Linked DNA regions of Homo sapiens: region 2 is linked to region 1. Evidence: chromatin contacts called from ENCODE Hi-C or POLR2A ChIA-PET data. All regions are on one chromosome and are shown on one strand. The core of a region is the stretch at or near the end of the contact, and the rest is flanking DNA. Distances in the headings are between cores, read along the strand shown. Region 1 holds the start of NCAM1-AS1 (NCAM1 antisense RNA 1). Region 2 overlaps NCAM1 (neural cell adhesion molecule 1).

The links. Hi-C counts contacts between places; a loop is a spot of excess contacts on that map. ChIA-PET counts read pairs that join two places held with the same protein, here RNA polymerase II (POLR2A). Pooled maps may share reads with other maps.
Region 2: a pooled map shows a loop between it and region 1 (2.3-fold over the local background). The contact joins the enhancer-like site here to the promoter of NCAM1-AS1 in region 1. A Hi-C loop is called at or near these places in 1 of 168 maps with a recorded cell type or tissue (PC-9) and 6 of 50 pooled maps. POLR2A ChIA-PET finds 5 or more read pairs at or near these places in 1 of 52 experiments (PC-9).

What each region holds. Positions count from the first base shown.
Region 1 is chr11:113,270,340-113,277,645 of GRCh38, forward strand. NCAM1-AS1 (NCAM1 antisense RNA 1) reads right to left here and starts at 3,562. Exons shown (of 3, transcript NR_034101.1): 1 at 3,285-3,562; 2 at 1-182. NCAM1 (neural cell adhesion molecule 1) reads left to right here. Exons shown (of 20, transcript NM_181351.5): 18 at 1-56; 19 at 1,421-1,537; 20 at 4,928-7,306. The coding sequence ends at 5,048.
Region 2 is chr11:113,189,864-113,197,169 of GRCh38, forward strand. The region is part of intron 1 of NCAM1 (neural cell adhesion molecule 1); the gene reads left to right. Among named protein-coding and RNA genes, the nearest start is that of NCAM1-AS1, 80 kb to the right of the region's middle. Within about 2 kb of position 4,196, at least 8 of the 41 ENCODE cell types and tissues checked have a DNase peak (open chromatin) inside an H3K27ac peak, as active enhancers do.

The DNA.
Region 1 (7,306 bases), core at 2,312-4,811:
AAAGCCGGGCCCGGGGCCAAGGGCAAGGACATGGAGGAGGGCAAGGCCGCCTTCTCGTGAGTGCAGACCTGTCCACCTTGCTGAGGTTTGGGCTCTGCTCCAGCCCAGGGACCCAGCAGCTGCACCACCCTGCGCCATCAGCTGGTGCCTTTCCTTTCATTGCACGTTCTCCATTTGGAACCCTGATGGGGGAAAAACATTAGAGAAAAGTTTCTCAAAGCATGGTCTTTGGGGGTTACCTGTTTGAAATGTAGACTCTTGAGCCCAATCCCAGATCTCTTGTATTAGAATCTCCCCAGAGTGTGAAAATCCCTGTGTAGGTCAAAATGAGGGAAATTGTCAGAACTAAACCTGGGGAGGAGCTGCCATGGGGTAGGGCAGCATTAGAGGGACACACTTACCTTGCTTTCGTACATTGTTTATTCATTCATTCATCCATCACTCAACAAATATTTATCAAGCAGCTGCTGCAGGCAAGGCACTGTTCCCAGGCACATAGGTACAACAGGGAACAAACAGATAGAAATTCTTGTCCTTATGGAGCTGATGATCCAGATACTGTCCCTCCAACAGCATCTTGGAGAAACAGATCCTAAGCCAGTTAGCAAGAGCCTTCGAAGACTGTCACTGGGTGGAGCAGAGCTGGAGCAAGCCAGAAAGGGACTGAGCAAGGAAATAAGTTGTTTAGCACCACCACATGCCAGGCACTGTATATGCATATACATGTATGTGCATGTACTTAGAAATGTATGTATAGGGGTGACTCACGCCTGTAATCCCAGCACTTTGGGAGGCCGAGATGGATGGATCATTTGAGGTCAGGAGTTGGAGACCAGCCTGGCTAACATGGCGAAGCCCCGCCTCTACTAAAAATACAAAAATTAGCCAGGCGTGGTGGCATGCTCCTGTAATCCCAGCTATTCAGGAGGCTGAGGCTGGAGAATCGCTTGAACCCAGGAGGCGGAGGTTGCAACGAACCAAGATCACGCCACTGCACTCCAGCCTGGGCGACATAGAGAGACTCTGTCTCAAAAAAAAAAAAAAAAAAAAAAAAAAAGAAAAGGAAAGGAAAAGAAATGTATGTATACCTGTGTACAGAGACAGATGTATGTATTTGAGCAATGATCTGTGTCAGGCACTGTGTTTAGCACTTCCCATGCATCCTTTCATTGAATTCTCATAACTAGGCAAAGTAACAGTGTTTTTGCCTCATTTTACAGATGAAGGGACTGAGGCAGGGTGATTAAATCTGAAGCTCAAGGTCACACAGCTAGCAAGGGTTGGGCTGAGACTTATACATTTGAATCTGTTGGCTCTGGATGCCCACCGTGCCAGCCTTGGGTTGAGTCATAGCTGCTCTTCCGTGGGAGCCCCTCCCTGCAGCTGCCCTAGGGTCTAACCAGCAGTACTGTCTCCACAGGAAAGATGAGTCCAAGGAGCCCATCGTGGAGGTTCGAACGGAGGAGGAGAGGACCCCAAACCATGATGGAGGGAAACACACAGAGCCCAACGAGACCACGCCACTGACGGAGCCCGAGTACGTGGGCTGGGAGGGGCTGGCACCTGCTCCGTAGAGACCCCCACACCCACCTCCCCACCCTACCCCCACCTCCCGTGCCCCTACCCACAGCTCCCGGCCAAACAGTTCAGGCCAGGATTCCAAACCCTTGGCCACAAGACCTGCTTGGCTGAGAAATGCCTGACCTCAGGCATTTCTGGTTCTATTTCGGTGGCTGTGGGTACCCTTAGAAGGCTCCTGTATAAGTAGGGATCCCTGGATCCCTAGCCCCTGTTCTCAAGTTATACACATATTCTGGAAATGGCTTAAGGTGGCAAAATCTCACTGAAAGGCTTAGCAGAGTCTGCTTAGGATTTCTTGAAATTCTAGGGTTTTGTGTTTTCCCCCTGAAAGGATAAGGGAAGCTGGGGACCTGGTAAAGTTCTCTGCCCCTCCTCTGTTCAGAAACCTCGGGGACCCACGGAGCCCCAGACCAGTTGTGGTTGTAATGCCTGCCTAGCTGTCAAGGATCTTATGGGCTTAAAGGGAATGGAGTTTCAGGGAACCACAAAATCTGTGACTGGAAGAACCCACAGCTCCTATGAGCCATTCTGAGTACTCGTGATCTGCCTTATTCGTGACTTTTCCCATCGGTGCCCTGGGGAGCCCTGCAGGACAGCTGGGCCCAGTTCCTCTGGGACCTGGGAAGCCTAGAGCAGGTGGATGCTGAACAGAAGCCTGCCCCTCCTTGAATGGAGATCCAGGGCAGGGATCAGGAAGCCCTAGGCAGGTCTGCAAGGACTTCAGGGAAAGGGAGCTCTATGCAGAGAGCTGGAGAGACATCAGCAGGGAAGGGCTAGCAGGTCCCTTTTGAGACCGCCACGTTCTCTGTCGTCTCCTGTGTCCTCTTCTGCCCACCTGGGCGTGTGCTTCCTCTCAGCATCCTTCTCTCTCTGTGGGCCTGTGTCCGTGCCTGTGCCTAACTGCATGCCCCCACCCCCATGGTCCCTGTCCTGGGCTTCAGCCCTCCTCCTCGCTTCTCTGTCACGTCTCAGCTTCATTGTCTATTCTCTTCTACTTCCTGTCCTCCCACAGGCTGCCTGCCGACACTACGGCCACTGTCGAGGACATGCTGCCTTCTGTCACCACCGTCACCACTAACTCTGACACTATCACCGAAACCTTTGCCACTGCTCAGAACAGCCCCACCAGTGAGACCACCACCCTGACCTCCAGTATTGCCCCGCCGGCCACGGCCACGCCTGACTCAAACTCTGTACCGGCTGGCCAGGCCACCCCTTCCAAGGGGCCCAGCGCCTCTGCCCCCTCCCCGGCCCCAGCTTCAGCCCCCAAGGTCGCCCCCCTCGTTGACCTGAGCGACACCCCGACCTCAACCCCTGCCGCTAGCAATTTGTCTTCTAGTGTCCTGGCTAACCAAGGGGCTGTCCTCAGCCCAAGCGCCCCTGCTGGTGTCGGGGAGGCCTCTAAGGCTCCTCCGGCCAGCAAGCCCACCCCTGCACCAGTCCCCACCCCGACTGGGGCAGCCAGTCCTCTAGCAGCAGCGGCTGCCCCTGCCACAGAAGCCCCTCAGGCCAAGCAGGAGGCTCCCAGCACCAAAGGCCCGGACCCGGAGCCCACCCAGCCCGGAGCCGCGAAGAGCCCGGCCGAGGCAGCCACAGCCCTTGCTAGCCCGAAGAGCGAGGCTGCCTCCGTCAGCACCACAAACCCTTCCCAGGGCGAGGACTTTAAAATGGACGAAGGGAACTTCAAGACCCCAGATATTGACCTTGCAAAGGATGTTTTTGCAGCCCTGGGCTCTCCTGCTCCCGCCGCTGGGGCCAGTGGACAAGCCCCTGAGCTTGCTCCTTCCACTGCAGACAGCTCTGTTTCGCCTGCGCCAGCAAAGACCGAGTACGGCCTCTCTTTGTCTGCTGTCATCGGGTTGTGTCCTGTGGTGGTGTGCATTTGTGCTGTGCTGTGTCCTCCTTGTTAGATGTGTCTTCAGCCTCATCCAGGGCTTCTCTGAGGCGACCGTCAACCAAGGGGCTGGGATAAGGCAGAGAGAGCAGGACAGGCAGCTGGGCCCCAGGAGCAGCCGCCTGCTGGCTAATTAGGCCATGTTAATTATGTTTTATCCTTATCATCCTAGCAGCGGCTTCTGTTTTCCCTGGGGGAGCCCTTGCAGTCAGGCCACTGATGAGAATAGCTTGGGAAGCAGGCTAAGAAGGCCAAGGTGCCCTTATCAGCCACCCTGGGGCCCCCAGTCGGTGTGTTATTCAGTGCCAGGCTGAGTCCCTACCAGAAAGGCACTGATGTGCAGGAAGAAAAGAGGTAGGCCCCAGGCCCGTGGCAGGGGAGGGTGCAGTTCAGAGGTCCCCTCACACTGTGGCTCAGATGCTCACCCTCCCCTCCCAACCCCGGCCCCCAGCCCACTCTTGCTTCTCCTGCTCTTAGAGTGGCTGGGAAGACTCGGGGCTCCCCAGCATCAAATGGCTGCTGGGTCTCAAAGTTCAAGAGAAAGGCCTTAACCTTTCAGGTTTGTAAGTGTCTTGCCAAAATTCAGTGGCACCAGCTGAGGCTGGGGTCTGTGCCTGTCCCCATGCATCCTCAGACCCGACTCCCTTTCCTGGAACTGATGGAGGCAGAGTCAGACCTAGATTTTTATAGAGGCTCCTATGGCTGCTCCCCAGATAAGCTGCCATGCTGCCACCATGGGCTGCAAGGGGCTCTCGCCAGGAGCCCTGAATCTCAGCATCGGGAGGGAAAAGGACTCTGATAGCCCTGCCCACTCAGCTGCCCTCAACTCTCGCATAGCCACCAGGCCCACTCTAGTACCCCACCAGGCTGCCATGAAAAGCTGCCTCCATCAGTGTTTTCTCACCCTACCCAGGCAGGCCCTAGAGGCATCATCCTGCAACAGCACAGGGTGGGGTGGGGAAGGGACAGGCAAGAGTGGGTTGCAAAGGGGCCCCTGAAATCAGTGCTGGGAGCCCAGCCCAGCCCAGCAGGCTGCATTTACATCCAGCTGAGCTGTTGCCACTGCAGCTGGTCAGGGTGAGGAGGAGCTGCCTCTGCTGCCCCCTTCCACCACCCCAGGTAAAAACACAGCCTCTGGCATCAACTTAGGGCTGGAAGAGGAAAGGACTCGTTCTTCTGACTCAGTGCTTCTCAACTATGGCTGCACATTAGAGTCACTTGGGTGCTTTTAAAAGTCACTGTGTCCGGACCAATTAAATCAGGATTTCCGCGAACACAGCTCGGGCTTGGGTGATTTTTAGTGCTCCCAGGTGATTTGACGGGCAGAGGTTGGAGCCGGGTGCTGTCACTGGAGAACCCCTCCTCCTCCCTGCTGTCCCCAAGGCCTGGATGCAGGGGCGAGATGTCTGCAGACCGTGGTCTCAGTGGTTCTGTTTTCCTGATTCTCTGCAGGAAGGGCCCCGTAGAAGCAAAGCCAGAGTGCCAGGAGACAGAAACGAAGCCAGCGCCAGCCGAAGTCAAGACGGTCCCCAATGACGCCACACAGACAAAGGAGAACGAGAGCAAAGCATGATGGGTGAAGAGAACCGAGCAAAGATCAAAATAAAAAGTGACACAGCAGCTTCACCAGAGCATTTCCAACACCACAGACACACACACGCACGCACACACACAAACACACATGCACACACACACATCTCATTTCTCTAGTGTCTTTTGCCTTTAAAAAAAACTAAACAGATAAAACATGGGAATCTCCTTTTTGTAGGTTTATAGAAAGGGTCCCTTTGTTGCACACTCACTTGTAAGAAAATGAGACAAAAAGGTTAAACCCACAGCCAAACTAGGACACTCCGTTCCCTGAAACCGTTAAAAAATCAAACAAAAGGACCCCAAATTAAGAATCTAGGAAGCTCAGAAACGAAATCTAGGTTCAGGAAGACCACACTTGGTGTTACCCGATTGGCACAGACCAGTTTCAGAGAAATACTTTCAGGCACTAAGACTAATCGAATGAACAAAGTCCACAGTTTATTTTTATACTTTCAGTCAAGTTTGAACTCTGTAAAACCTCATAAATAAGTTATAATTTCTGTTCACTTTGTATTTGTTCAGTATGCAAAGTGTGTCACCCTTTCTAGCTGAATTCAATTCCCACGTAGACTCTTATTTTATAGGACGAATGCCAAATTGCAGCTTCTGGGGGTAGATCTCAATTTGCAGTATTCAGACTTCTTTTTCTTTCTTTTACATTCTTTTTTCTTTCTTTCTTTCTGCCAACTTTGTTTTCCAGTGTTTACAAGGTGACAAATGTTTGACTTTGGTTGTGTTTAAATGTCCGTGTAAAATAGCTGCCTTTTATTTTTTAAGGTAACAAATACCACCTAGAGGTAGGTAGGATCATCCCACGCTTGCTTTAGCACAGGACAACTTTACAAAACATGATTGTTTACAGCTGCTCTTCCCCTCTTTTCTGATCTGCAGTTTTTGCCTGGGTCCCACTCAGGTGAAAATCCATCTCATTCTGGAATGGTTTTGCTTTTGAATTTTTGGTTATTTTTGTGTTTCTTTGGGGGTTAGACCACTTTCTGATTAGCCGCCACCTGCCTGCATCTGTGAAAAGGGATCTGCTCCCAGGCGTTCTCACCCTTCTTTTGAAGGACTCCTTAGGCTTTGTTGAATGAAGCAGAGAAGATTGTATAGTTGGGGCTGGTCTTGGTGAACACACATTATTACCCCACACATCCCCTTTGTGTAGAAAGCCAAATAAAATCTATACATACCATTTCCTTTTGAGCCCAGAATCTAGATTTGAGCGGAAGAGCATGTGTGCTTCAGGGAATTAGTGTCTTTTTTTGGAAATCTGTTGAAGTAAAGTAACATCGGCCTTCTGTTCACTTAGGCAGCATTTATAGAAACAAAAGAAGAAAGAAACAACCTACTGTCTGGAGTCATAACACAACTTTCCTGGATTGGAAACCAAGTGGGGGAAAAAATACAGAAACTTTAAGGGGGATGGGAGGGGGGGGAGAAGGGAAAAGCCAGCCCTTTGTATAGAAATTTTGCTTTTTTTTCCCTCATTCTACTTTAGAACTGCAAGCTTGTGCACTGTGGATGCGTGAATATTTTAGTGTGAAACGTGTTTTTGTCATAGTATTGAAATAAAACTTCAACATAGTTTGGTTGTGGAAGGTATAGCAGATAGTTCAGAAAAAATATTCAGGAAACAAAAATCACTCAAACGGAATCGAAGCCTTTTAACAAAGAAAATGAAATACAGATGATGATGATGATGATGAAGATGATGCTAAGTAAACAGAAATCAGTACTCCGCATGCGCTCCTCTCCTAAGGTACAAAGCAGCAAGAGGTTAGGGTGGCAAGGCTGCCTCTGGGTCCATTCTGTGGGCCACTCTCCCCAACGTTCTGACACTTCTGCAGTCTGATCAGTGGCGATGCTAGATTATAATTTCAAACTGTGAAGAATAATGGTCTTGTCATTTGCTCAATGTGGGGTTATGTTGCATTTTCTCAGCTCCTGGGGATGGAAATGGAGGATCCCAGAACACACAGCCCTGGCCCCTTTGATTCTAGGGCCTGCACAGATCTCTGGTTCAAATGCACAGGCCCTCAGAATAGAGGAACATGAAGAGAGATCTTAGAGCACACAGTAGAATGTGAGAGCCTGGGTGTCTGAGACCGGGAGGGCCCAGCAGTGAGGGGCAGGCTCTTCTGGTCACCAGGCTGTTCAGTGGACTCAGTTCTTCATCTTGTAATGTCGATGGCTTTGCCACACCAGGCCAAGCCCATGCCATACCTTGTCAAGACTGTC
Region 2 (7,306 bases), core at 2,946-5,445, 80 kb before region 1:
AAACCCAAACAAACAAGGAAAAAAAAAAAAACTATGCTGGATAAAAGGATCTCATTCCATATTCAATTTGTATGACTTATTAGCAGTTCTTTTTGGATGTAGCATTATTCTGGGCAGGAAGACAGGAGCATAATTAGCACATGGGGGAGGTCCCAGTGACCAAGTTTGTGTGTTTGGTCGTGTTCCCCCAACCTCACTACTCCTACCAGTGAACCATTTCCCCAGCCCTCCCAACTGACTCCACCTAAATCTTTGATTTATTATAAGTCAGAAAAAATGGATAGCAACCTTGAGAGCAGCCAGAGGCCCTTGCTGTTCTTAGACACATAAATCACAAGGTAGAAGTACGAAGAATGAAGACAGAATGTCAGTAACCAGCCTGGGGGTTGGGGAAGGATTTTGGGACTTTTCTGGATCTCTGAAATTACAGCGTGTGAAGACAGGAGGAGGCCATCCACATAGCCTGAGGACTGTTAACTAACTGAGAAGGAGAAAGTAATGCTATGGGTAATTCTGTGGATGGATGCATCATAATGTTGCCAGATGTAATACTGCAGACTCACAGAAGAAGAATGTATTTTGGATGTGCCAGCACCGCCCCACGGCCACCATCTGCTGCTGCCCCTTCTCCTCTCCCCTCTCCACACCCAGCCCTAGGTTGGGCTACTCTGGGTTCTGAGTTCCTGATAAGCCATGGTCATGATGACGTGGCATTTCCTACCCTGATGAGTGGTGAAAAGCTGTGGGTTCCAGGGACAGCTTCTCATTTGTTCCCTAACTCAAGAAAGCGAAACAACGATGTCCCAGGGTATTCTGTTTGGCAAGTTATTATTCAAATGGCTGGATTTTCTTCTGCTCTACCTCCTTCAAAATTTTGTATAACTTAGTTTATGTATTATCTAGCAGGTCAGGCACCATCTGATCTGGTGTGACAGTGGTTGTGGGGGTGGGGAATGGACTCTCCATCCAGTAGAAGAGTGTGACCTCCAACAGGAATCCCTTTAACATGGACACTCTACAGATGACCCCTTAAGGAGAATGGCTGCTTGGAGACAGCACAAGTTGAGTGGCTATATGAATAATCTGTTTCAAATGCACACTCTGCAGGGAGTGGGGGCAGAACCAGTCACAATTTATGGATCATCAAAGGATAATTTTATTATCAACGTTTTAATAAGGAAAGGTATGGCTTATCCAGAACCCAAATTGGGGGATCAGTAGTAATCCATAGATGGGAAAATGAAAATCCAACTAGCAGCCCCCGACCCCATCCCTGTTGGCATCCACCACCAATGCTGAGAACTGAGCTATAGAGACAGAAGGGAAGGGCTGCAGGTGGACATTGAGGCTGGACCCACTGGTGGTGAGGAGCAGGGTTGGAGGGAATTCGGTTCAGAGAGGAAGGAAAGTCTACGGCAGGGAGAAGAGTGTAGCCAGGTGGGCTCAGGAATTCCAGCAACCTGTTTCCATTCCCTGTTTAAACTTAGTATATCCCTGGGCCTGAATCATATAGCTCCTAGGAGACAGTGTTTTTCTTTTCTTACATGCCTGCCTGCCAGTTCACCCAGTAGAAAATCAACTTCTTTTTCATCAGAGTTAATTTTGAGATTGACTTTATAGAAATATATACTTAAGAGCAAGGGCTGTGGAGCTGGATCTCCCTGGGTTCACATCTTGGCTTTACTGCTTACCAGCCTTGTGGCCTTGGGCTGGTTATTTAACCTCTCCATTCCTCAGTTTGTTTGTTTGTCAAATAGGATAATAGCAATACCTATCTTATAGGATTGTTGTGTGGATTAAGTGAAGTGCTTGGTACAGTGGCACAGAAGATAGATAGAGATAGATAGATACACATGTACATACATAGATATACACACATGTATGTGTGTATATGTGTGTGTGTGTGTGTGTATATATATATATATATATGTATATGAATGTGGAATTTTCCACTTGATATAAACCAAATTTAACAATTCTTTGCACTGGTTGTTGGAGACATTGTAAGCCTTTGTATCTTCAATAGCCCAGATGTGCTTAAAGCAATGAACACATAAGGACATTATTGAAAGGCACGGGCAGGATCTAAAATTCTCAGGATGAAGTTGCATGCTAGCATTCTCTGAATTTCTATTTTCTGAATGTAAAGAATAAAACATCTGCAAACAACAGCTGGACAAATATTGAAAGATATAATTCCAACTTCTTGCCATGTTGGCAAAAGCAGTTGAGAGAGAGGGAAATGCTTCGCCTTGTATCAGTACCTTTTTATAGCTGGAAGAAAAGAACATCGACGAGTCATTTTGTCAAGGTTTCAGGAGAGCAGACCAAAGAAAACATCGTCTGGAGCCTCCTGGAAGCAATCAGATAGTGTACAGCCATTTACTAAGAAGGCCTATCTTATCAGGGCAGATTGATGGATTGTGCTTTGTTTATCTGGAGAAGCTTAGCTGAGTTCCAAACATCAATTTGCATCCTTGCTCTACATTTTAGTAATTCAGTTTCATGCAAAGTGCTGGCCCGCAATAAGGGTCTGCTTAGACAAGGGAAAGAACAGGAAAGGTGGCCTGAAAAGGGAGCAAGAAACCTGAGCTTCTGTTAAAAAGTGCCCCTGGGGTTGGTGGGAGGCACTGGATGGATTAATCAGCTTGCCACAGGACTAGCAGAGCACACACCATTTGTCCAGCTTATTTAGCTGTGCTTAATAGAGCTATTCTCTCCCTTTAATGAGAGAATGGCTCTATTGGGATGCAGGTGAGACCGGGACAGAGCAGGCAAAGAGGAAACAGTTGAAGAAATAACTACTGAGGACACAAAAAGAAAATGAGACACAGAAGCAATAGAAAGCCCTGGGTCAAGTGTCAGGACAACGGCCAACCCTGTGGCTTTCAGACTTTGCTGCAGGCATCCCAGATTTCTGTTCCTGGTGTTTTCCTACCTATAAAATGAACGGGTTGGAGATAAGCGTCAGGTCCTTTCCAGCTCTAACCTCCTTTGTTAGTAAATGGCTCTGCAATCCTGGCCATGACTCCAACATAGTAGAAGATGGAAAAGTTGTGCTTATCATTAGGCCAGTTTCACCCCTTCTTGGCAGACCCCCCACACCCTTGGCTATCTGCTCCTCAGTGCATGAGGCTGCAGGACATTCCTGCCTTCACCTGTTGTGTTCTATATAAGACTGGGCTGATGTCCACTTGAAAAGGATTTCACTCCTGGCCTGGAATCTGGCCCTTTTGGAGCTCTATGGAGATACTTCTGATTTTTTTTGCTGCTTTGGTAGGAAGCAATAACATCTGGAAAGCATTCTCGTCTTCTATGAGACTCTGTTAAAACTAGAAAACAAACAAGCAGGCGTGTATCATCAAGTTAGGCGGGAGTCTCTCCTGGCTATGTGCTTGATCCACGGCTTTGGTCTAGGACATGTCTGTCTCCTGCTCTTGCTTATGCTCCCTTTGAGTCATTTCTTCTGACTGCCCATTAAGATGCTCCAGCGGGCTCCAGGCACAGTGGCTTATGCCAGCCTGGAGAGCCCAGCACTTCGAGAGGCCGAGGCGGTTGGATCATCTGAGGTCAGGAGTTCGAGACCAGCCTGGTGAACATGGTGAAACCCCATCTCTACAAATAATACAGAAATTAGCAGGGCATGCTAATTGGTGATGTGGGCCTGTAATCTCAGCTACTTGGGAGGATGAGGTGGGAGAATCGCTTGAACCTGGGAGGCAGAGGTTGCAGTGAAGCGAGATCCAGCCTGGGCAAGAAGAGCAAAATTCTGTGTCAAAAAAAGAAAGGAAGAAAAAGAAAAAAAGAAAGAGAGAAACAGAGAAAGAGAGAAAGAGAAAGGGAAAGGAAAAGAAATGAGAAAAGAGAACTGGGTGCCTTTTGGGGACTGGGAATTGGTGGTGGGAGTGAGAGCCTGGGAACCACATAATTCTATTACTTCTGAGGAGATCAACCAATGTGTAGACTTTCTTGCCCTATAACCAGAAGCACAGGATGCTGTGACATGAAATTAGTCACGTTTTCTAGCAGCTAGGTGGTTTGTAGGGGCAGCAACCATGGTTTGAAACCACTCACTTCTTTCTATAAAACTAAATCGGACCTAATGAAATGCTAATTTGACCCAGGGAACTCAGGAGGCCAAGAGAACTGAAGCTGTTATCTGGCTTGGCTCTGTGTTCTGATTTGAAGCCAGCCCCCATGGAACAGAGCCAGTCCCCAATTATGCCGGATTCCCAGCAGCTCATATAATTTATTATGCTAAGAAATAGAGCCTCCTGCTTCTGGCTAGTTGGTTTCTGTTGTTTGGTTACTAGAGTTGCGTAGGATAGAGTATTTATGGTAATAAAATATCGGATAATCATCCAGGGCTCGGTTGTGAAGGGATATTCAATATCTTTTCTTCCTGACTGTAATATTAGACAATCAATTATGATGTCATATTAGACAGAATGCTGAAGAATTCTAAAGCCATATTCACCTTCTCCATCCTTTCCCCCTTCACTCTGTTTGGAAGAGTCATAGGATTTGGGGGCAGGGGTTAAGGAGAATTCTTACCAGGACTGCTTGCTGCATGGTTTTTGTGTATGACTCAATACCCAGTCCAGGTAGCTTTATGAAAAATGATAGATTTTGGAAACCTGCTTGCTCTATGAGTGTAAAGAGCCCAAGGGTCTCCTTCAAGTGCATTTGGTTTAGAGATGTCTATATGTTATCTGAAAGTTGTCTGTATGGCTTGTCTTTATACCAGGAAGCTCCGTTTTCTTTATCCTGTGGCATAAAAAAATGAACCTACCAAGAGTCATCTTTCCCTCCGCCTTTTGTCTCAAATTCTGCTTTCACGCCTCTGCTATGCACTAATGTTCCTAGCCAGAAAAGACTGCAGCTTTCAAGAGGGGTTTCCTTCATTCTCTAGGCTGCTTTACGCCTCAGGGGAAACCCAGGAGCCCAGGGGCCTGTGGCGACTTTAGACAGCATTTCCCAAGGGCTTCGTTATAAACTTAGTTGATTTGGAAACCTAGCAGATCACTTCTAGATGTTTAGGTTTAAATAGGAATGAGATAGAATTCTTGGGATTTATGTAAGAGGACCCCAACTACGCTGATGGAAGGACTGGCAGTACTAAGTATGACTTCTAGGTGATTTCAGTTGCTGTTGTGAGCCAGCTTTAAGCCATGAGGATACTTCCAGTGGCAATTAATGTATGGCCTGCCATTATGAAGCCATTATACTGAAACAGAAGCCAAAATCTGTACAAACACATATTTTATAGTCTCTTTAAAATGGCATCTAGCTTTTGGATTAATATTTGAAAGTTAAACAGTCTACCTTATTTTCTTCTTCCACCCAGTTACTATCAACAGTAGCTTAAGCTGGAACTGTAGGACTCACATGTCAAGTATAGACAAGACTGCTCTGTCATCCCTAATAATGTATTGGTTCTTCTCTGCCAAAACGAGATACATTTACTTATGTCCAGCTATTTCTTGCAACAATATCAACCTGACAAGTTCCATTATTCTATTAATACACACACATATTTTTATGGGCTCTCAATGGATGTATCCACACATACACAAAAATGTAAATACACACCACACACACACACACACACACAAACACACCCCTTAGTAGATTTTTTTTTTTTTTTTTTTTTTTTTGAGACAGAGTCTCGCTTTGTCGCCCAGACTGGAGTGCAGTGGCGCGATCTCGGCTCACTGCAAGCTCTGCCTCCTGGGTTCACGCCATTCTCCTGCCTCAGCCTCCTGAGTAGCTGGGACCACAGGCGCCCACCACCACACCCAGCTAATTTGTTTGTATTTTTTTTAGTAGAGACGGGGTTTCACTGTGTTAGCCAGGATGGTCTCGATCTCCTGACCTTGTGATCCACCTGCCTCTGCCTCCCAAAGTGCTGGAACTACAGGTGTGAGCCACCGCGCCTGGCCACCCCTTAGTAGATTTTTAGACAGGCTGAATTCAATAGTATATAAGAGGCCCCTGTTATCTCATTCTCATTACATGTGTCATTGGGAATTTTGTTTGTTTGCAGGGTGTGTGTGTGTGTGTGTGTGTGTGTGTAAGTTCAAAGTACTGTCATATGTACTGTCATTTAAAAACACACAGCATGACCTTGTGTTTGGTACTTTATGTACATTACCTTTCTAAACAATTTCGATATCCCTTTGAGATGAGTAGGATCAATATATTCACTTACAGATGAGGAATACAGACTCTGAGATTCATCTGAGAACTCACTTAGTTTACTAACTGTCAGAGCTGGAATTTGAACTCAGATCTCCCTGACTCCAGATCCTGAGTTCTTAATCACAACTGTCTCCTCCCTATTTAATTCTTGTGACAATCCAATCGCATTTGTTCGGTTTTTACAGACAAGAAAACTGAGACCAAGGTGAAATTACTTGTCTGGAGCCCCCCATGTTATGATGTTTTTGGCTGTGGTTAAATTCAGTCTTTTATATCTGAGATGTTCTGACCAGCAATTCAAATGCCTTATTTTAATGTAGAGAGTAGAACTGGGCCACCTGACCACAAACTAGATTATTCGGGAAAGTTGCTTTATCTTAAACCATAAAGGGAAGACATTGCTCCCCTCAGAAATAGTAACCGAAATAATTTCTTTGGGAAGCGTTGTTACTAGAGGTTAATTAAGAATAATAATGCACAACAGGTATTAAATGCTTATTATCTGCTTTACATATGTTGGTTCATTTCATCTTTTCAAAGCCCCATGAGGATGGTTCTGTTTTTCCCTGTTTTACAGATGAGACACTGAGAGGTTAAATAACTTGGCCAAGATTACAAAGCTAATAGGTGGCAGAGCTGAGATTCAAACTCAGGTAGTCTGGGCTGGTGTCCTTGGTCTTAACCACCCTGCAATGTGACCACATTCGTTTCCTATTCACTTTCACTGATTTTGTAGGTTTGGTGGTGAAGAGACCCTTTATTTTCCCTCCAGTAGTTTGCTGATAATGAGAGCAAGCCATCTGTATTAGTCTGTTATTATAATGCTGTAAAGAAATGCCTGAGACTGGGTAATTTATAAAGGGAAGAGGTTTAATTGACTCACAGTTCTGCATGGCTGGGGAAGCCTTGGGAAACTTACAATCATGGTGGAAGGGAAAGCAGCACAGACCTTCTTCACGTGGCAGCAGGAAAGAGAAGGGTGAATGAGCAAAGCAGGAGGAGCCCCTTATAAAACCACCAGATCTCTGAGAACTCACTCACTATCATGAGAACAGCATGGGGGAAACTGCCCCCATGACCCAGTCACCTCCCACCAGGTCCCGTG